Regions from separate parts of the Homo sapiens genome. Here region 1 is linked to region 2. A link is a loop called in an ENCODE intact Hi-C map of the cell type or tissue named here. Cell type or tissue: HCT116. All regions are shown on one strand. Links, peaks and the distances in the headings refer to the core of each region. The heading gives the core; the rest is flanking DNA. Region 1 has its middle 120 kb from the start of TMEM130. Region 2 overlaps BAIAP2L1 (BAR/IMD domain containing adaptor protein 2 like 1).

Region 1 (11,775 bases), core at 1,470-9,469, 450 kb before region 2:
GGCTGAACCAGGAGGAAACTCTGTCCGGATCCTCCCTGGGGGCCCTGGTATGCAGCTCTCATCAGCAGCCCCAGCCCCGCTCATCACCACTTCCCTCCAGACACATTGGATCTCCACTTATTTGGTCTTTGGTTTCTCTCAATAATATTTCACAGTGTTCTGAGTAGAAGTCTTATGTCCCTTAGCTCTTAAGAAATTGCCCCCCGTCTCTACTAAAAATACAAAAAATTAGCCGGGCGTGGTGGCGGGTGCCTGTAGTCCCAGCTACTCGGGAGGCTGAGGCAGGAGAATGGCGTGAACCCGGGAGGCGGAGCTTGCAGTGAGCCGAGATTGCGCCACTGCACTCCGGCCTGGGCAAAAGAGCGAGACGAAACTACAATAAGAAATTGCCAAACTATATTCCAAAGTGGCTGTGCTATATTCTGTTCCCACTAGCAGCGAATGGGAGTTAGAAAGGTTCCATATCCTGGCCAGGTGGCTCATGCCTGTAATCCCAGCACTTTGGGAGGCCGAGGCGGGTGGATCACCTGAGGTCAAGAGTTCGAGACCAGCCTGACCAGCATGGTGAAACCCTGTCTCTACTTAAAAAAAAAAAAAAAAAAAAAAAAAAAAAATTAGCCAGGCATGGTGGCGCATGCCTGTAATCCCAGCTACTTGGGAGGCTGAGGCAGGAGAATCACTTCAACCCGGGAGGCGGAGGTTGCAGTGAGCCAAGATCATGCCATTGAACTCCAGCTTGAGCAATAGAGTGAGACTCCATCTCGAAAAATATATATATATAAAAGAAATGTTCCATATGCTTGCCAACACTTGCTTTTTGTTGCTTGTTTGTATTAGAGACAGGGTCTTGCTCTGTCGCCCAGGTGGGACGGTGGTGGCATGACCATAGCTCACTACAGCCTCAAACTCCTGGGTTCAAGTGATTCTCCCACCTCAACCTCCTGAGTAGCTGGGACTGTAGGTGCACACCACCATGCCCATCTAATTTATTTTAATTTTTTGTAGAGATAGGATCTCTCTATGTTGCCCAGGCTGGTCTCAAACTCCTGAGATCAGGTGATCCTCCCACCTTAGCCTCCCAAAGTGTTGGGATTACAGGCGTGAGCCACCACACCTGGCCATCAACCCCTGTTAATGTTCATCTTTTTCATTACCTATCCTAGTGGGTATGAAGCGTTGTCTCGTTGGTAAGTATCTCTAATAGTCTAATGACTAAGCATGGTGAGTATCTTTCCATGGGCTTCTTGGCTATGTGTATACCTTCTTTGGAGAAATATTCATCCAAATCTCTTGCCATTCAAAAAATTGGGTTAGCTTTCTTCTTTATGGTTGAGTTGTAAGAGTTCTTGTTTTCTGAATTCTAGACTTTTATCTAGATATATGATTTGCAAACATTTTGCCCATTTTTTAGGTCGTCTTTTCAGTTTCTTGATGGTATCCTTTGAAACACAGAAGTTTTAAATTTTGATGAGGTTCAATTTGTCTGTTTTCTTCTTTGGTTGTTTTGTGCTTTAGGTGTCAGATCTAGGTACGTTCCTTTACTTTTAACCGAGTGGAGTTTCTGTATTTAAAGTGGGTATGTTGTAGATCGCATATTGTTAAGTCTTGTTTTACCTTTTTATCCACTCTGACAATTTCTGTTTTTTAAACGATACATTTATATTATTTGCCTTTAAAATGATGATTTCTATAGTTGGATTAATATCTGCCATGTTTGTAGCTGTTTCTAATTTTTGCAGTTTGTTTCTTTTCTCTCTCTCTCTTTTTTTTTTTTTTTTTTTTTTGAGGCGGAGTTTTGCTGTTTGGCCCAGGCTGGAGTGCAGTGGTGAGATCTCGGCTCACTGCAACCTCTGCCTCCCAGGTTCAAGCGATTCTCGTGCCTCAGTCTCTTGAGTAGCTGGGATTACAGTTGCCCTTCACCATTCCAGGCTACTTTTTGTATTTTGAGTAAAGATGGGGTTTCACTTTGTTACCCAGGCTGGTCTCACACTCCTCTGGGCTCACGTGATCCTCCTGCCTCTGCGTCCCAAAGTGCTGGGATTACAGATGTGTGCCACCGCACCCAGCCTGCACTTTGTTTCTTATTATTCTGCCTCCTGTGGTTTTTATCTTTTTATTTTTATTTTTATTTTTTTGATGGGGTATTACTCTGTCAACCAGGCTGGAGGGCAGTGGTGTAATCTCGGCTCACTGCAACATCTACCTCCCAGGTTCAAGTGATTCTCCTGCCTCAGTCTCCCGAGTAGCTGGGACTACAGGCACACGCCATCATACCCAACTAATTTTTGTAGTTTAAAAACAAAATTTTTTTTTTGAGATGGAGTTTTGTTCTTGTTGCCCAGGCTGGAGTGCAATGGCACGATCTCGGCTCACTGCAACCTCCGCCTCCTGGGTTCAAGTGATTCTCCTGCCTCAGCCTCCTGAGTAGCTGGGATTACAGGCATGTGCCACCACACCTGGCTGATTTTTGTATTTTTATTTATTTATTTTTTTTGTGGTAGAGACGGGGTTTCATCATGTTGGCCAGGCTGGTCTCGAACTCCTGACCTCAGGTGATCCTCCCACCTTGGCCTCCTAAAGTGCTGGGATTACAGGAGTGAGCCACTGCGCCCAGCCGTATGGTTTTAATTAAGCATTTTATTATTTCCTTTTGTTTACTCTCACAGCATCTCATTTATACTTAATTTTGTTTTCTTAGTGGTTCCCCTAGAGTTTGTGATACACAGATGCTCTTTGACTTAGGTGGGGTCATGCTCCAGTAAGCCCATCATAAATTGAAAAAGCCATAAACAGAAGATGCATTTAATACATGTTAATCTACCAGACATCGCCACTTAGCCTTGCCTACCTTAAAAGTGCCCAGAACACTTACCTTAGCCTCCAGTTGGCAAAATTACCTGGCGACACAGAACACTGTAGGGTATTGGTTGTCTACCCTGGTGATCACATGGCTTCCTGGGAGCTGCAGCTGCTCAGCGTTGAGAGAGTATTGGACTGCATAGCACTAGACCCAGACGAGATCGAAATTCAAAGTATGGATTCTACCGAATAGGTTTCCCTTTCACACCACTGCAAAGTTGAAAAATTATAAGTTGAGCCACTGTGAAGTGGGGACTGTCTGAACATTTTCTTTCTTTTCTTTTCTTTTCTGACAGAGTCCTGCTCTGTTGCCCAGGCTGCAGTGCAGTGGCACGATCTTGGCTCACTGCAACCTCTGCCTCCCAGGTTCAAGCAATTATTTGCCTCAGCTTCCTGAGTAGCTGGGGTTACAGGCGCCCACCACCATGCCTGCCTAATTTTTGTATTTTTAGTAGAGATGGGGTTTCACCATCTTGGCCAGGCTGGTCTTGAACTCCTCACCTTGTGATCCACCTGCCCCAGCCTCCCAAAGTGCTGGGATTACAGGTGTGAGGCAACGTGCCCAGCCCTCTCTTTTTCTTTTTCTCTCTCCTTCCTTCCTTCTACACTTCCCTCTCTCCCTCCCTTTCTCTCTCTCCCCTTCCTTCCTTCTCTCCCTCTCTCTCTTCCTTCCTTCTCTCCTTCCCTTTCTCTTCCCCCATTCCTTCCTCTCTCCCTCCCTGCCTCTCCCTCTTTCTCCTTTCTCTCCTTCCTTTCTTCTCTTCTTCCCTCTTTCTCTCCCTCCCTCCCTGCCTCTACTTCCCTCTCTTTCTCTTCCTTCTCTCCTTCCCTTCCTCTCTCCCTCCCTCCCTCTCCTTCCTTCTTTCCCTCTTTCCCCTCTCTCCTTCCTTTCCTCCCTCTCTCTGTATTTTTGCAGCAGGGTCTCACTCCATCCAGATGGGACACCGTGAACACAGCAGCTAGATGGAACATAGGCTGGGGATTGGGCAGAACTGAGTGTGAATTGCAACACTGACCTTGAGATTTGACCTTGGCCTTAGGCAAGTCACTTAACTTCTCTGTTTCCTCATCCGCAAGGCAGTAATAATACGTACCTTGCAGGGAGGTTGTGCAAAGTGAAGGAGATGAGAGAGTGCTCAACCTGGTACAAACCTACAATAAATTGCAGCGATGATGGTAATAACTATAAGTTCCCTGAGTGGCATTGTTCTCTCATTGTTCACCCTCTACCCACCCACTCTAACCCAAATGCAGAACAGCTGCTGCGCAGGTCCCCTTGGGCCCACATCTGCCTTTGACCTAGTATAGGCAGTTGCTAGTTTGTTTTTTCTTTCTCTGAGATTGTCCTTCAGCCTCATCTCTATACCTCAGGGTTAACCTGTTAACCTCAGGTTAACAGGTTAACCCTGCAAGACTTGGGGACAGGCTGTGTGGCTTGCTCCCTTTTTCACAGTAACTCCTCAGGACCCACAACCTTGAAGGAGCCCTGCAGATGCAGCCAGGAAGCCTAGCTTCAAAGGCACAAGGTGTGCACATTTGCCTTTGATTGAGAATGAGTAGTCTGGTGCACCTTTCTTTAATTTAGATAGGAGCCCACAATTTGTCAAGAGACAAATGGATGCGGGGCGTGGGAGGAACACAATTCAATGCTCTTCGGGTTTGGATGGTGAACAGATGTGCAATTCCTGGCTCTTCCAAGCTGTTGTCCGCAGACATGAGAATCACCTGCACACTCTCCACTTTGCACAATGAGAAGGAACAAGGTTGGAATAGACCCAGGGGATGTGCCTACAGGGTGTGGAACCTTCTAAGTCACCTTCAGAAAAGGCTCTGCCTAAAGAGAAGAACCGTATTGCTCAGAGCAAGGCATTGACTTCTGGTTGGATTGTAAGATCCACAGGCTGGCCACCCTGGTGGTCCTCCTGCTCTGCTGATGTGTCCCCATGTAACTGCCCCCTCATCCCAGCAGGTCAGATGATCACAGACACAGCCCCCATCCCAGCTGGCAGCGGATGGGACCCCTGATTACAGGAGACTTTTGGCTGGGGAGAGTCTAAGAGGGGACAGGCTGCAGAGAAAGTGTGAGAGGCACCATCTGCAGCAATGTCCTGGGTCAAAGCCCCTGCCCCAGGGTCCAGTGGGGAGGCTACCTCTCTAGGCTCAAACTAGAACTGCTTTAAGGGAGACAGGGGCCTTGTAGGGGAGACACTTCCATGGTAGAAAGGCCCCAGCCCCTGGCAGGGGAGGCTATGATCCAGGCCTGCACACTGCTATGTCCTGGGATCAACTGTCTCTCATACCTAGATCCATATGTTGAAATTCTAAACCCCAGGACCTCAGAATGTGACTTTGTTTAGAAACGGGGTCTTTACAGAGTTATAAATGAGGCTGGGTGTGGTGGCTCATGCCTATACTTCCAACACTTTGGGAGGCTGAGGTGGGAGGATCGTTGGAGCCCAGGAGTTTGAGACCAGCCTGGGCAACAAAGTGAGACCTGAACTCTACAAAAAAATAAAAATAAAAACATTAGCTGGGGATGGTGGCTCCCCCTTGTAATTCCAGCACTTTGGGAGGCCAAGGTGGGAGGATCACTTGAGTCCAGGAGTTATGGACTAGCCTCAGCAACAAAGAGCGACCCCAACTCTACAAAAAAATCAGAAAAATTAGCTGGGCGCGGTGCCTTCCATTTGTAATTCCAGCACTTTGGGAGGCCAAGGTGGGAGGATCACTTGAGTCCAGGAGATAGAGACTAGCCTGGGCAACATAGTGAGGCCTCATCTCTAAAAAAATAAAATAAAATTAGGCAGGCATGGTAGCACACGCCTGTAGTCCTAGCTACTCGAGAGGCTAAGGCAGGAGGATTGCTTGAGTCTGGGAGGTTGAGGCTGCAGTGAGCTGTGATTGTACCACTGCACTCTGGCCTGGGCAACACAGTGAGACCTTGTCTCAAAAAAACAAAACAAAACAACACAACACAACACAACACAAAACAAAACAAAACAACAAAAAACAAAAAACAAACCAAAAACCTGAGGGTGGTTTTGAGAAACCCCTGAACTTACATAGCTGAGGTCTTGCAGTTTGGCTACCGCTGGATACAAGCCCACACCACCAGGGGGCGCCGTGGTGAGAGAGTGAGCCTGGCTCAGGTGAGAAAGCCTCCTCTTGGAATAAGTGAGTGTTCTTTTCCCAAACAAGAGGGAACAAGCCAGACACCTCATTATTAGCTCATATTCCTTTCCTCTCCTTTTTCTGAGCTGGAGCTAGGAGCCTCTCCACTCTTCCATGGCAGAAGGCTGACAAAAATGCACTGTGAAACCCCGCCGGTGAGAACAGAGCTTCTCCACCTCCGCCATTGTTCTCCTGAACTTCTTTAATTCTTCGTTTTAAAATATTTATGAAAGGAGTGTTTCTAGACCCAAAATGTAGTTTTAGACCTGAATGGTCTAAATGGTAGAATGTGTCACTGTATCGCCAACAGCGATTAGAATTCATGAAGCCCACAGGATGACTCTCCCTGCAGCTGATCCGCCTTTTCAGGGTCATTATTAAGGAACTGGTTTCGGGGAGGGAGGGAGGTCCTGTTTCTCTTTCCTGCATGGCTTGGACTCCTGACAAGGACACACGGACAATTCCCTTTTATTACATCTGAGCCACCTCCAGTTTTCCACAGTTCTGCGATCATTAAAATAACATGGAAGGCCAGGCGTGGTGGCTCACACCTGTCATCCCGGCACTTTGGGAGGCCGAGGATGGCGGATCACCTGACATCAGGAGTTCGAGACCAGCCTGGCCAACATGGCAAAACCCTGCTTCCACTAAAAATACAAAATTAGGCAGGGCATGGTGGCTCACACCTGTCATCCCAGTACCTTGGGAGGCTGAGGCAGGCAGATCACGAGATCAGGAGTTCAAGACCATCCTGGCCAACATGGTGAAACCCCGTCTCTACTAAAAATACAAAAATTAGTTGGGCGCGGTGGCGGGCACCTGTATTCCCAGCTACTCAGGAGGCTGAGGTAGGACAATCACTTGAACCCGGGAGGCAGCGGTTGCAGTGAGCCAAGATTGGGCCACTGCACTCCAGCCTGGGCAACAGAGCAAGACTCCTTCCCAAGAGAAAAAAAATAAGTGATATAGAAGACTAATGATACCCCAAAATCACCACGTAGGAAAATTAGCTTTCTCATTGTTTGAAGACAATCTTCAGAGTGTTTCCTTGTCAGGGCAGAGCAGCCTTAAACCCTCGGTTGGGTTTCCTTTCATCCTGATTCATCTGCCTAATTCTTGGGAGGATTCCACTTTGAAAATGTAATTGACCATAGGCGAAACAAAGGCCATTGATGGCTTTGCGAGAGAGCATGTGTATACGGTATTTGATGGGCTAATTTTACCGTGTTTTAATTACAACCCTGGATAGCATAATAAATTTGTGTTCAATTAGGCTGAAGTCATCAACTGCTGAATACATTATACATTTTGTTAAATCAGCACAACTGATGTTATAAGCTTCACTGTAATATCAAGCAAAGATGCTGTTGTCAGATGAACTTAGCCTCCCAATCCCTATTCAAACATGTATGCATAGACATAGAATTGGTTAAATAAAGAAATAACAACTTTATCATCAATATGAATGTGGACATAAAATCCAAGCATGAAGCGTAGAGCAAAGTCCACAAGAGATCTGTAATGCTCTCTGCCTGCACGGCTGTAAGCTACAGAAATAGGGTGGTCATTCAGGCAAAACTCACTCTCCTGCTGAACAGGAGGAAGCAGAAAGGTTCAGGCTTGATCACCACAACTTTGACCCATAGCTGCAGCAGATATTTTGAATGAAGTGCAGATTAAATATTCTAGCTTTTGGGCAGGGCGCGGTGGCTCACGCCTGTAATCCCAACACGCTGGGAGGCCAAGGCAGGTGGATCACGAGGTCAGGAGATGAAGACCATCCTGGCTAATACGGTGAAACCCCGTCTCTACTAAAAATACAAAAAATTAGCCAGGCATGGTGGTGGGCGCCTGTAGTCCCAGCTACTTGGGAGGCTGAGGCAGGAGAATGGTGTGAACCTGGGAGGTGGAGCTTGCGGTGAGCCGAGATCACGCTGCTGCAGTCCATCCTGGGCGACAGAACAAGACTATCTCAAGAAAAAAAAAAATTCTAGCTTTTTTTTTTTGTTGTTGTTGTTCTAGCTGGAAAAATAAACCAAAATGGTGATTAAGAACTGGAGTGGACATCACTAGTGTTCACCAGTATCCCATTCTCCTCTCCTTCCTAGCACAAGGATGCCACATCCTTGACAGTAGGCCAGTCTGTGCAACTAGATCTGGCCAATGATATATAGTATAAGAAGTGTCATTAAAAACAGCAAAAAACAGACAAAAGAAGTGGCATATGTCCCTTTTGTGCCAAGGCACTGAACAGATGTCTCAATTCTCCAGTCTCTCTTCTTCCCTTGTCTTGATGATTGAGAAGGCTTCCATAAGCCTGGATCCCTGAGTGACTGTGTGGAGGAAAGCATATCCAGCCTTTCCTCCTGGCCCTGTCTGCACATGCTGGATATACACGATGAGCGAGAAAGAAATCATTGTTGTATTAAGTCACTGAGATGTTGGAGTTATTTGTTAATGCACAAAGCTTCTCTTAATGACTAATATAAGAATTAAAAAATCATTGAGGCTGGGCACGATAGGCTCATGCTTGTAATCTCAGCACTTTGGGAAGCTGAGGTGGGAGGATTGCTTGAGCCCAGGAGTTCAAAACTAGCCTGGGCAACATAGTGAGATCCCGTCTCTACAAAAAGTAAAAAAAGAAAATTAGCCAGGTGTGGTGGTACACACCTGTAGTCCCAGCTACTCTGGAGGATGAGGTGAGAGGATCGCTTGAGACCAGGAGGTTGAGGCCACAGTGATCTGTGAGCATGTCACGGCACTAACAGAGTGAGACCTTGTCTAAAAAAAATAATTGAAATATGATAAAATATGGTAAAACCCAAAAAGAACATCAGCTTGGGCCATCAATTTATTGTGTCTCTGATGAGAGAGCTTTAATGAAGCCAAGACAGTCTCTTGGAGGGCTTGGGGTCATTATTTTGGTCATTAATGGTTAATGTACACTAATATGCCACTGTGTCTTTGTCTCTTGGCACCTGGGCCATAGTTTTGACCTGACCTTCCTAGGTCCTATGTTTATAAAATATACCTAGAACTTCATTCATTCATTCGTTCATTCATATATTCTAAGCATCAGGGTATGTTAGGGACTGTACCAGGAGCTGAAGGGGGAGTTATTGGGAGTTCATCACGTGGTAGGCACGGTGCCACAATATTTCACGCATTATCAGGCTTAATGCTCACCCCACTACACGTGGCAGGAGGCATACTCATCTGCATTTTAGGGAATTGGAGGAAGGAAGGAACTTGTTCAAGGTGCACCTCCAGGGAGCTGCCAAAGCAGAATCTGAGCCTGACCTTTGGATCTGAGAAACTGCACTTTAGCCACTGCCCAGTGGTAGCAGGATGACTGCCTGCCAGCCACGCTTCTGAAATGCCAACCTGTTCTTGTCACTCCTCTACTCAAGCCCTTCAAAGACTCCCTACTGCTCTTGGGATAAAATCCCATGTCTTCAGCCTGGCCTCAAGGCCCCTGCAAGCAGGTTCATGCCTGCCTCGGCCACCCCAACCTGAACATAAAATCCTGCTCTTTTCTGTCTCAGTGGGTTGAGGGCTGTTTCCTTTGCTGTATTCACTGCCCCATCAGTGTGACATCTGTGTCCAGCTGTGAAACCTTTCCTCTTTCAGGAGCCAACTCCCAGGCTTCCGTCCCATCCATGTGGGTACCTGGGCTGCTGGGTGTTGAAAATCACCAGTGCCTGTCACATGATTCCCCCATGGGACTCACTGTGAGGCCACGGGCTCCTCTTTTCCAGGTAAAATTATTTGCGGGTCACCTGGGGAAGATATCACAGACATCCCAGGAAGGTGCGAATTAAACTTCACAGAACACATAGATTTTAAGAGGAGCTGAGCGGCAGGGCATGGAGGCTCCTGCCTGTAAATCCCAGCACTTTGGGAGGCCAAGGTGGGTGGGTCACTTGAGGTCAGGAGTTTGAGACCAACCTGGCCAACATGGTGAAACCCCGTCTCTACTAAAAATACAAAAATTAGCCAGGTGTGGTGGCGCACGCCTGTAATCCCAGCTACTCCAGAGGCTGAGGCTTGCGAATCACTTGAACCCGGGAGGCGGAGGTTGCAATGAGTTGAGATTGTGCTACTGTACTCCAGCCTGGGCGATAGAGCGAGACTTCGTCTCAAAAAAAAAAGTGTCAGACTTTTAGTTATCACCACTTACCCCTCTTTTTCTCTTCCTTGGTGTCCATCCCTCCTGTAGCATTGGCGTGGTTCACTCCCAGCTGGACACCCACCTTGGACCAAGGTCCCTCAACGTTGTCTCGTGGGCTCAGCTTAGTGCTTGCTGCATAGCAGGACTCAGAATATCCAAACACGTTTCATGTGGGGTGACTCTGGCAGATCTGAAATGACAGACGGCCCCTTGGCGGGGCAGCCGCAAGTCCCAGTAATGCCAGCACTAGCTCCGAGAGGGAAAATTCATTCCTCAACCGCTTCCTGGAGACCCTTCTCCTATGAACAGAGAGTTGTGACTGCCTGCAGCTGATTAGGCCCTTTTGATCCTAAATAGCAGGGATTAGCACTCATGGTCCTTCATGGTTAAAGAGGTCACAGCTGAAGGAAGAGCTGGAGAGAGCCGCCTCTTTCCGCCTAAACTCGGCCCAGCTCCTGAATCTCGAGAGCCCGGATGGATGCTCTGCAGGTGGTGTATTTATCTGAACAAAACCTCCACCTCCCAGGCCCACCCTAGATACTTGATGGGAACCTGGAGGTGACACCTGTCATCTCAAAACGTTCCGCCCATGGCTGGGGTGGTGCTCAGATTCTGGAACTGAAGACAAGACCAGCACACATCCTCCTTTTCATCCCTATCTGCCTCTAACACCAAGGTGGTGGGTGTTTCCTGCGGGTCAGGAAGCTGCAATGTTCTTCCCAGATGTATGCATCTCTCCCCAGGACAGCTGTTCCCAATCCAGGCTGTGCACTTCAATCACAGACTCTTTAGGGTGGGGCCCATGCATCAGTGTTTATTTTTATTTATTTATTTATTTATTTATTTATTTATTGTGATCCTGTTTCTGAAAGTGCTCACAGACAGCACGGGACACAGCTGTCATTCATTATTTGTTCATTTGGCAAACATTTTCTTTTCTTTTTTTCTTTTTTTTTTTTTTTGAGATGGAGTTTCTCTCTTGTTGCCCAGGCTGGACTGCAGTGGAGAAATCTCGGCTCACTGCAACCTCTGCCTCCCAGGCTTAAGTGATTCTCCTGCCTCAGCCTCCGGAGTAGCTGGGATTACAGGCGCGTGCCACCACACCCTGCTAATTTTTTGTATTTAGTAGAGATGGGGTTTCACCATATTTGTCAGGCTGGTCTTGAACTCCTGACCTCAGGTAATCTACCCACTTCAGTCTCCCAAAATGCTGGGATTACAGGCTTGAGCCACCATGCCCGGCCCGTTTTTGTTTGTTTGTTTGTTTTTTGAGACAGATTTTGCTCTTGTTGCCCAGGCTGGAGTGCAGTGGTGTGATCTCAGCTCACTGCAACCTCTGTCTCCTGGGTTCAAGCAATTCTCCTGCCTCAGCCTTCTGAGTAGCTAAGATTACAGGCATGCACCACCACGCCCGGCTACTTTTTGTATTTTTGGTAGAGACAGGGTTTCACCATCTTGGCCAGGCTGGTCTTGAACTCCTGACCTCAGGTGGCAAACGTTTTCTGAGTGCCCCTGTCGACCAGGCACGGGGCTGGTGGCTGGGTGTTGAGAATCACCAGTGTCCATCACATGAT
Region 2 (11,124 bases), core at 1-8,000:
AGTGCTGGGAATATAGGCGTGAGTCACTGCGCCCGGCAAATTTTATTTTAAGTAGCCATATACAGCTAGTGGTTGCCACATTGGACAGTTAGGAATAGATCATACAAAATAGTACAGTGTTCCATTTAAAAACTTGCTCTAGCTGGGCACGGTGGCTCACACCTGTGATCCCTGCTACTTGGAAGGCCAAGGTGGTAGAATCACTTGAGCCCAGGAACTCAAGTCCAGCCTGAGCGACAGAGAAAGGACCCATCTCTCTCTATATATAAAAATAAGCTTGATCCATAACGTGGTGGTCAAGAAGCAGGTACCATGGCTGAGGCTCAAAAGATGGCAGCCTGCCGGGCACGGTGGCTCACACCTGTAATCCCAGCACTTTGGGAGGCCGAGGCGGGAGGATCATTTGAGCCTAGGAGTTCCAGATCAGCCTGGGCAATATAGTGGGACCTCGTCTATATAGAAAATTAACTAAAAAACCAGTCAGGCGTGGTGGCTCACACCTGTAATCCCAGCACCTTGGGAGGCCGAGGCAGGTGGATCACCTGATGTCAAGAGTTTGAGACCAGCCTGGCCAACATGGTGAAACCCTGTCTCTACTAAAAATACAAAAAAAATTAGCTGGGCATGGTGGCAGGCGCCTGTAATCCCAGCTACTCGGGAGGCTGAGGCAGGAGAATCAGTTGAACCCGGGAGGCAGAGGTTGCAGTGAGCCAAGATCACGCCACTGCACTCCAGCCTGGGCAACAAGAGGAAAACTCCATCTCAAAAAAAACACCAAAAAACAGAAAATTAAAAAGTCAGGCATGGTGGCATATACCTGTAGTCTACTCAGGAGCCTGAGGTGAGAGGATCGATTGAGCCCAGGAGGTCGAGGCTGCAGTGAGCTGTCATTGTGCCACTGCACTGCAGCCTGGGTGACAGAGCAAGACCTGTCTCAAAAACAATGGCAGCCTTTGCCACCTGAAAGCCCCGGGGGCCTCTGGCACCCTTGAGGGCTGGGGACACAGTCCTGGAATTATGTGTCTCAGCCTTTTTATGTCCACCTCGATTAATAACTTAGCTTTCCCTAACCAAAATGCCTAAACCAGCTGATGATGTTGGGGAAAGCTGTGTTATATCCCAGGCCAAACACTGGGATCCATGAGAGCTGGGAAAGCATCCTCATGTTTTTTTTGTTTTGTTTTGAGACAGAGTCTTGCTCTGTCACCCAGGCTGGAGTGCAGTGGCACCATCTCGGCTCACTGCAAACTCCACCTCCTGGGTTCACGCCATTCTCCTGCCTCAGCCTCCCGAGTAGCTGGGACTACAGGCGCCCGCCACTACGCCTGGCTAAGTTTTTTGTATTTTTATTAGAGATGGGGTTTCACCGTGTTAGCCAGGATGATCTCGATCTCCTGACCTTGTGATCCGTCTGCCTCGGCCTCCCAAAGTGCTGGGATTACAGGCGTGAGCCACCGCACCCAGCCCCTAATGTTTTTTAAAAGCATTTTTATACATGGTTTTATATCCAGCTCCTGTGAGTTACAGGTCGTGTGACACTGGAATGCTTAACCTTAGGTGTCCATAGAGCATCCCACTCACCTGGGAAGCCCCACAGCTGTCCTGTGACGGCGCGTCTTATTAGACGATCTGAGAGCAGGGGCTTCTCCCAAGGGGGCAGGGGAGACTTGCCAGGACTCAAGCTAGGGGTTTGCCACAGGTCACGTGATATCTCTTTAAGTTTTTATTAACAATGATAAGATCCTGTTATGTTGCCCAGGCTGGTCTTGAACTCCTGACCTCAGGCAGTCCTCCTGCCTTGGCCTCCCAAGGTGCTGGGATTACAGGCGTGAGCCACTGTGCCCGGCCTGAATTTTTTTAATTTACGTATTTTCTACTGCAGTTCCAAGTGAGGAAGTATTGGCTCCCTCCCAACATTTTAAATAAGCACACAGCTCTCCTTTGTAAAAGCAAGCCTGCATTTCACAGCGCGCCCTCACGTGGCGTGAGCCCCTCCTGAGAGCCGCCAGTGCCCCCGGTGCAGGCCTGCACGCATCTTCGTTTGCGTCACAACATGGGTGCCTCGGCTTCCAAAAAGATCCCAGTGGCTCGGAGCAGTTGGCTTTTCCCTGTTTGGGCCTCAGCGTCCCCCTTTTGAGAATAAAGGGGTTGAACTAGATCAGAAGTGAACTGGAAGACAAGTCCGGGCCACAGACGAGGACTGGAATGGGTTTTCACACTGAAGACAGGTGTCAGTGAGGGCCACTTTTGTTGCGAGTAACTGGCCTCCAGCTGGCTTGGAAATGTTCCTTAGGGCTGTTCCATTCTGCTCAGGAGCAAGGCCACCTGCACTGGCCCTGTTCACTCTGTCCTGCCCTCTGCAGTGAGGGCCACCAGCATTCTCTGCTGCAGCCCAAGGGAAAAAGTGGTGCTCGGTGCTCCGAGCTGCCCGGGACCCCTCTGAAAGCCAGGTCAACTAGTCCCCCAACCTGGGCGCATGGCTATGTGGTGGGCACCCTGGAAGCTCCGTACAGTCGGGAAGGGGGTGTGGACCAGGCATCGAGTGATGGGTGGTCAGCCAGTGTCCACACACACATTTTGGATTCTTGGATTCTTGCGGGAGATGGGGGATCACAAGATGTGTCCACCCTGGCCGCAGTCAGCCGCTTGGTGGCCTCGCTCTATAGTCTCCAGTTGCAGCCCAACCACTCTCGTAGTGGCTGCTGGTTTCGTGGCCTTAGTGGTCTCCTGTCTTGTTGGGGACACAGGACATGCAGCAGGCAGTGCCCGCGGGGCCCTGGGTGCCGGTGGCAGTGCTGCCTGTGGCTTGGAGGTGTCCCCCACTGCAAGGAAAGGGAACAGAGAGGAGGGCAGGTCTATGTTCAGTGACCACCACAGTGGGCTGAGTGTGAGGTATGCGGTTGAGACAGGGACGCAGGGAGGATGCTGTGAGACCCTTGGGGGCCACCAGATAAGAGGCACCGTATGTGCCAAGCCCCTGCCCTCGTGGGTCTCCTTTGCAGTGGAGAGGGAGGCAGAGAGGCTCCTGCCAGCCTTGTATCCAGAAGGAGTGCTGGGGTTTCAGGTCCCTGAGAAACATGCAGATGTTAAACGGGAAATCTGCCTGAACACGTCCAATATGTTTTTGTTGTTTCTGTTTTTGTTTTGTTGGTTTTTTGTTTTTTTGTTTTTTACAGATGGAGTCTCACTCTGTTGCCCAGGCTGGAGTGCAGTGGTGCAATCTCAGCTCACCACAACCTCTGCCTCCCTGTTCAAGCGATTCTCCTGCCTCAGCCTCCTGAGTAGCTGGGATTACCGGCGTGCGCCACCACACCCAGCTAATTTTGTATTTTTAGTAGAGACGGGGTTTCTCCATGTTGGTCAGGCTGGTCTCGAACTCCCGACCTCAGGTGATGCGCCCACCTCAGCCTCCCAAAGTGCTGGGATTACAGGCATGAGCCACTGTCCCTGGCCCAATACATATTTTAAAGTAAACATTGTATTACAGAATACCACAGACAGAAAAGCACACAATGAATTTTCATGATGTGACTCCGTATACCCAGCAGGACGTTCCCGGCCCCCACGATCACCCAGCATGGCCCACCTCCGTGACCATCCCTTCTCCAACACCAGACTCCCCAAGCCCTGGCACAGAGATGGCTGTCTGGGGTGGCCCCGTAGGGACAGTCGCTCAGTGCTGTGTGGTGACCTGCTGTCTGCACAGAAGCTGGTTCTGACTCTCCCATTGACGGGCGTCTGGTGTTTCTGGTCTGGGCTGTTTCTCCAGGGCTGCCCGAGTGTCTCGGTGCCCATGGGTGTGTGCCCTGCTTGTTCCTACAGGGAGCAGGATTGTTGGGCCCCAGGCATGCGTGCACGGGGTTGGCCCAACACTGAGTGGCTTCCAGCTGTCATCTTAAGCGTTCTTTTTCCTCCTCAGTCCTCCTGGCAGGAGTCGGTGCTTCTTGCTGCGTTCTTTGTGAGGATTTACTGGGACCTTTTTAAAGTCCCGTGGGGGCCCAGGAGGCTCTGAACAAGCTCCGGGGTGTGCTTGGGGTGGGTGGAGGGTGTTTCTGGTTTCTAGTTTGGGAAGCGCCTTCCCCTAGCATAAGCTGCACATGTGAGGGAGATGGTGTTGGCCCCAAGGAGTCAGATGACTCCAGTGGGAGAGGAGGGGAGGGCAGAGTGGAGTCAGGATTGGCATGAATCGTGCCTCAGGCCCAGCCATGGCCCTTCTGCAACAGAGTCCACGAATGCCAGCACCGTGAGCACATGCGACAGGCACCCTGGTGCATTTAAATCATAAATTAGCCCATCATAATCGCAGAGCATGCACCTCACACCAGCAAGGACTTCCTCTGAGGCCTGCTAGGGAAGCGTTGAGTGCCCCGCAGGAAGTCACTTTTGCGGCCATTTAAAGCCCTGTAGGATGTGCAAGGCAGGTCAGTGGCTTTGTGCTCCAGTGATGAAAAGCAGACAATGAATTGGCCCCAGATGCCCTGCCCAGGGGATCTGGGGAGGGTGGGACAGGTCTCAGGCACAGCCCTGGGGCTCCCAAACTGCCTTCCGTCTCCACAGCCTGTACACCCAACATGCAGTGGAGGCCATCCCAGAGGAGGCCTGGCCTGGGCCTCCATGTCCAGGAACGGCCTGCGCTCTAGCGCTGGCATCGGGCATGAGAGGGCCTCCCCTAAGTCAATCTTGAGAGGTCTGCGTGCTCCCTGAGACCCCCTGGGGGTGCTGGGACGCTTCCTGGGGCTGTCAGGACGGTGTGGCCGGGCCACAGGCTGGTTACACAGTGTTACACTGCCCTCTCCTGGGCGGCTGCCTGACTCCACTCCCTGTGTGCAGGCAGGAAAGAGTGTTAAACCCTCCAGGCTTTTTGGAGTGAGGGAAAGAAGGCGCGCACACACCTGGCCCTGGCTCGCCCTGGGTGGCAGGTGCTGGAAGGAGTTGCTCCCCACCCGAGCCCTGTAGGCACCTTTGCACTTTGGTTCCACCTTCTCTTTTCCTCAGTTTGAGCTTCCTACAAGATCCCTGGCTCTAGCAGCCCCAAAGCCAGTGGGGTTTTATTTTTATTTCCTGTTTCTTTGTCATGCTTCAGGAGTCAGCTCCCAAAAAGCACATCCCAGTCACTAGATTCTGCGTTCAAAAGACCGTGGCTGAGGACCTGTGGGATCTCTGTTTGCCCCGAGTCTGAGAGGTTCTGTTTGGCACAAATGTTTTCTTCTGTGATGTCGCTCTGTTGCTCAAGCTTCATTTTGTGAAACTGTTTCCGAGTTTAGCAGGCGGCTCGTTCACATGTGAGCTCCCGACATCACGGGTGACCCGCGCAGGCAGTGCCATGCTCTGTTCACGCTCTGACACCTGGGAGGGCCGCTACCGCCTTTCAGAGCGTTTTCTGTTCTTGCCTTATTCTTCCAAGTGAATTTAGACAGTCTAACAGATTGGGACAGGGCACTTTTAAACATCCCTTATGTTTTAGATGTCTTTACCTTCGGGTCTTATTAAAAATCTCCAATACAGGCCAGTCGCAGCGGCTCACACCTGTAGTCCCAGCACATTAGGAGGCCAAGGTGGAAGGATCACGTGAGCTCAGGAGTTCGAAACCAGCCTGGGCAACATAGCAAATCCCCATCTCTACCTAAAATAATTTTTAAAAGACCAATTCTAAGCCCTCCATAAACTTCTTTATCTTTCTCACAGAACGATGCCAACGGGACTGCAAAGCCGCCTTTTCTCAGGTAGGCGTGGCTTCCTACGTGAGCCTCAGTGTGTGACATTGCTCTTCCCTGTAGTGTCCCCCGGAAGGGCCTTCGGTGCCCAGCCCAGGGGGTCCAGCCTGAGAAAGGCCTCGGCCTGTGGAGCCATGGGGGAGTGCAGCCCCCTGCTCGCTTTACCAACTACTTTAGACCACGCTGGGAGCAGGGCTTCCCCACCCCAGAGTGACCCCCATGTCACACACAATGCAGGACTAAAGAGGTGTGGGTGCCCACGTCCAGAACGCTTAAAACCTGGGATCGTTCTGCAGCAGGTGGTATGGTGTAGGAATCATCACTGAACAAAACTTTCACACTCAGAAAACGCTGCTGGGACCTGTACAAGCTGGGGAGGTGGTCAGCCGCCCAGTCTCACAGGGCAAGAACGGGTTATTAGCACTGTTAAAATCCAGTTTCCCTCGTAGAGCAGAAGTTCTGAAAGATTTTTCTTATCCCCTGCAGCGGAGAAAACCCCTTTGCCACTGTGAAACTCCGCCCGACTGTGACGAATGATCGCTCGGCACCCATCATTCGATGAGAGGACAGCCAAGGACTCTCCCGGGCCTCTCCGGTTCTCCCTTGCGGAATGATGGGCGCATCCTGTCTGCCACGTGCTGACGGTCGGGAAGCTTCAGTGGAGAGGCCTAACTCTAATGTCGCCTGCTTAAGCAAATCATGCTTCTCTGTTTCACGTAGTTGGGTTGACAAGTTTCTGCCTTTAAGATAAATGAGTAATAGTCTAATGACCAGCTCAGCCATTTAAAATATTTTCTTCCTATTCTGTTCAAGAAACAGTAAACTTGGTTTCAATCTTTACTGTATTTTTTAAATGAATTTTTTCCTTAATAACAGCCAGAATAAGGGATAGTCTATGCTTTCAGGACTGGCTTTCTGCACCTGATATGAATGAGACCAGTTTTATTTTATAAAGCATGTGCTCTTAATAGCATTATGTCTAAAGAAGATATCACGTAAGTTTGCATCTTAGCATGCAAATCATAATTTTAAGCAATATAAATTATGAAAATACTATATAAATGTAATTTAACTTAAAATGTTTAAGTGTAGAGCTTCCAGAGATGGAGAAACCCCCACCCTCCCTCCAACCACGCCAGAGCTGTAGAGTGCTAAGACGCTTTGCCTGCCCTTATCACAGCCACACGTAGCACTCGACGAAATCTCCTCCGAGAGCTCCTTTTCTTGGTAGTTAGGAGTCGCCAACGGATTCGCTGCACACGGCCCATCCAGGACACAGGCCTGGGCGTCGGAGTCACGGCTCCTTGTGTTCTCACTCAGCTAGTTGGCCAAAGCTGCATCCATTACCAGTACACTCAAACTGCTCGGGGTCCTGGTTTCTCCGTGTTTGAATCAGGTACAGACTCTCAAAGGATACGTGTAAAGCCAGGATGACCTCTGGTGCCTGGAGAAGGGCGGGTTTTTCAGCCTAGCAGCCATGATGCCCTCGGAACCTGGCCCTATGGTATGGATGTGAGGACTACGCACTGGCTGCCCTGAGCCCGGGGCTGGAAATCATCTTTGGCTGCCAAGGATCTGGACCTATTTTGGAGTGGAGAGTCATGGTTAAAATTCCCAGCCCGGCCCAGGTACGGGAATCCCAGCATTTTGTGAGGCCGAGGCAGGGGGATCACCTGAGGTCAGGAGTCTCTACTAAAAATACAAAAATTAGACAGGTGTGGTGGTGGGCGCCACTCAGGAGGCTGAGGCAGGAGAATCACTTGAACCCGGGAGGCAGAGGTTGCAGTGAGCCAGATCATGCTGCTGCACTCCAGCCCGGCCGCTCACCGTGTGTGTTGCTGGGTGCTGGGGCTGTGACTTATCCCCTCTCCTTTAGCCTTGCCATAAGTGTAGTATCCTATGAGGCTGAGATTGGGAAAGGTTACATGCAGGTAAGCCAGTGGACGTGGCCGATGCTTCAGGCTCCTTCCAGCCAGGTCCAGCAGTGTTACCATCTGCTTCTCCTGGGAGGACAAACCAGGCACCCCCACCATGAAGGGGCTGCAGGCACCATGAACTATGTTAACAACCCCAGTCTGTACTACAGAAAGGGCTGCAGCCACATGAGAATTCAGTCCACACAAGCCCCATGGCCGTGTTCCCCACTTCAGCCACAGGGCTCAGGGAGCCCCATCTGGCGCTAAGGGGAACTGCTGGGGTGTGGGTGACACCTGGCCTTTGGCGTTCTGCCTTGGGGAGGTTTCTGGTTTTGTTACGGGGTGGAAGAATAGGACCTGGGGGTCTCGGATGCAACCTGCAGACCCCGTGGCTCACCCAACCCCAGGTTCTGCCTCCCAGACCAGAACGGGCATGGCCTGGTCCTTGGCACCGAGGTGCCTGCTCTGTAAATATCAAGGGATTACAACTTTAATAATAAAGCAGAACTTGAAAACATTTTCTTGAGCTGTAAGCGCCTGCTGAATACAACTGTGGTCAGGACTGGCCGGGGGAGCGATGGGGGTGTCGTTCCAGTCTTTCCTGGGTCTCTGAAAGCACCGAGTAAGCAGCACCAGGTCAACAATGGTATGAATCTCATTTATTGAAAACATTATTTCTCACCTTTCTCAAATTGAAGACTGCAAAAAATAAAAGCAGTGCTTTATTGAGTTGTCATGAGCCTCGGGCGGGAGCAGCAGCACTGCCTCTCCACGCTCCGGGAAACCGCAGCTGGCGTGTGCCACATCGGTCCCACCTCGCTTTACAAAACAGTCCTGAAGCTTAATCAAATAAAATTATTGTACACAACATTTACATTAGAAAAAGAGAGCTGGGTGTAGGAAAGCCGGGCCTGGTGTTCCCTTTAAGCGAAGGTGGCTCCACAGTTGGGGCATCGTCGCTTCCTCAAGGCAAAACAGCAAATGAACCCAAAGGGGAAGAGGATGATGGCCAGGAAGATGCCCAGGAAGGTGAAGCAGTCCTCCAGCACCCCAACCCTGCAGCAGAGACGGGCAGAGAGGGTGGCACCGTAAGGACCCGGGCAGCCAGAACCCTCACCCCTGCCACCCTTGCATTCAATAACCAACCAGTGGCCATGAGTCACATGGGGACCTCTGGCGAGTGACAGAAAACAGCCCCCCACCCCACCACCCAGCTACAGCCCACTGGCCTGGAGAGCCCCAAGAACCAGCTGCACGTACCCGTTCATGGAATGGCCATAGTTATTTAATCACTACATGTAACATTCAAAGAAAACGGGAAGAATAAAACAGTTGAAAGGACTCATCAGTTAACCTTGAAAGGCAAGGCAGGGTGTGTGGTGGCTCACGCCTGTAATCCCAGCACTGTGGGAGGCGGAGGCGGGTGGATCACCTGAGTTCAGGAGTTCAAGACCAGCCTGGCCAACACGGTGAAACCCTGTCTCTACTAACAATACAAAAATCTGCCAGGCGTGGTGGCACATGCCTGTAGTCCCGGCTACTTGGGAGGCTGAGGCAGGAGAATCGCTTGAATCCAGGAGGCAGAGGTTGCAGTGAGCCGAGATTAAGCCACTACACTCCAGGCTGGGCGACAGAGCGAGACTCCATCTCAAAAAGTAAAACCTTGAGAGATGGCCGGGCGCGGTGGCTCACGCCTGTAATCCCAGCACTTTGGGAGGCCGAGGCGGGTGGATCATGAGGTCAGGAGATCGAGACCATCCTGGCTAACAAGGTGAAACCCCGTCTCTACTAAAAATACAAAAAATTAGCCGGGCGCGGTGGCGGGCGCCTGTAGTCCCAGCTACTCAGGAGGCTGAGGCAGGAGAATGGCGTGAACCCAGGAAGCGGAGCTTGCAGTGAGCCGAGATTGTGCCACTGCAGTCCACAGTCCGGCCTGGGCGACAGAGCGAGACTCCGTCTCAAAAAAAAAAAAAAAAAAAAAAAAACAACCTTGAGAGGCATGATCATTTTGGTGCCACAAGCCACATACATCTGCTCTTAGAAAAGGAGCAACTAGCAGCTTAGTGATCCAGTCAGGTTTGGGCTTTTATTCGATTTCCGTTCCTTTGGTAGCGGGGGTGGGTTAATGGGAGACTACAGTCGGCCATGTTCACACAATGTCTGAAGGCCACTTATTTTGAGAAATGTGATCTCAAAGCCGCCTCTTCAACAAAGTTCAATGTTTGTAACAGACTAAAGACACCTGCAGGCCATCCCTCAAATCCTGCGCCAGTGAGCCTAGGTTCAGTGACCTGAAATCATCATCGAACCCAACTGTCAGTTTCAGAGGCCCTAAAAGTAGGAAGCCAGAAGCCTAGTGCTCAGCTCAGCTCCTTAGGCTATTTCTGGAAAGTTCTGGACACAGCTGAAATTAACCACACTAGCCAGCTCAGCCCAAATGAGAAAAGCTTTGCTCCCACCAGACAGGCAGACCCCAACGGGCTCCTTCTGGGCCTCCTGGGGGCCCAAACCCCCCATCCAGCCAGTGCTGGAGTGAGTGGACAGAAAAACACAACAGGGTGGGGCTGTCTGATAGATGATGGGACCTGGTGCTTAGGGGGGAAGGGGAGCCTACAGCAAGGCAGTGCAGCCGCCTGCCTGCGACAGGGAAGCATGACTACCTGTGCCTTGCTAAGGGGAGAAAACTTGGCCATCTGGGGGACCCTACTCCCATCCCAGCCCCCTGGATGTTTCCAGCTGCTTCCTGGGGGTCTGGACTCATGAGGGCCACTGCCCCCACCCCTGCTGGGCAAAGCAGGCTGGGGAGCCCAAACCCCACCCACAGAACCTGTTCCCTGCTTCTCCGGGGATTATGGAAAAATAAACCAGAATATTCTGAAGTCGGGCTTTCCACTGCTGAAAGAAAAAGTTGCAAAGTGCAGTGGCTCATGCTTGTCATCCCAGCACTTTGGGAGGCCGAGGTGGGTGGATGACCTGAGGTCAGGAGTTCGAGACCAGCCTGGTCAACATGGTGAAACCGCGTTTCTACTAAAAATACAGAAATTAGCTGGGCGTAGTGGTGGGTACCTGTAATCCCAGCTACTCGGGAAGCTGAAACAGAATTGCTTGAACCTGGGAGGCAGAGGTTGCAGTGAGCTGAGATCGTGCCACTGCACTCTAGCCTGGGCAACAAGAGCAAAACTCCGTCTCAAAAAAAAAGAAAAAAGAAAAAAACTTCATGCCCACCTGCCTCCCTCTAGCCTACTCAGGGAGGTCCCTTCAGCAATCTCCAGTGGAGTAGGACACCGTGGCTCACGCCTGCAACTGCAGCACTTTGGGAAGCTGAGGCGGATCGCTTAAAGCCAGCAGTTCAAAACCAGCCTGGGCAACAAAGACCCCTCCCTACAAAAATTTAAAATTAGCCAGACACAGTGGTATGCATTTGGAAAAGGGGGATTGTTCAGCCGATTTTGGGAAACTTTTCTCCTACAGTCCCTATGTCCATTCGTTCTCAA

Evidence for each region. Hi-C counts contacts between places; a loop is a spot of excess contacts. Peaks named below come from ENCODE experiments on the same cell type or tissue, not always from the same donor. Only the 100,000 strongest peaks of a DNase experiment are listed, where the experiment ranks them.
Region 1: a loop joins it to region 2, with 12 times the contacts of the local background. A loop is called at or near these places in 16 of 110 quality-filtered maps.

What each region holds. Positions count from the first base shown.
Region 1 is chr7:98,740,104-98,751,878 of GRCh38, reverse strand. No RefSeq gene overlaps it. Among named protein-coding and RNA genes, the nearest start is that of TMEM130, 120 kb to the left of the region's middle. In HCT116, for the core only: a CTCF peak has its summit at 5,974 (motif pointing right); a DNase peak (open chromatin) is centred at 5,988.
Region 2 is chr7:98,288,673-98,299,796 of GRCh38, reverse strand. BAIAP2L1 (BAR/IMD domain containing adaptor protein 2 like 1) reads left to right here. Exons shown (of 14, transcript NM_018842.5): 13 at 5,686-5,723; 14 at 6,201-8,147. The coding sequence ends at 6,276. It overlaps BRI3 (brain protein I3), which reads right to left. Exons shown (of 3, transcript NM_015379.5): 3 at 8,252-8,686. The coding sequence ends at 8,554. Among named protein-coding and RNA genes, the nearest start is that of BRI3, 13 kb to the right of the region's middle. RefSeq lists enhancers at 2,657-3,158, 4,492-4,721 and a silencer at 3,769-3,883. In HCT116, for the core only: CTCF peaks have their summits at 4,776 (motif pointing left) and 7,906; a DNase peak (open chromatin) is centred at 4,786; H3K27ac peaks cover 1,116 bases.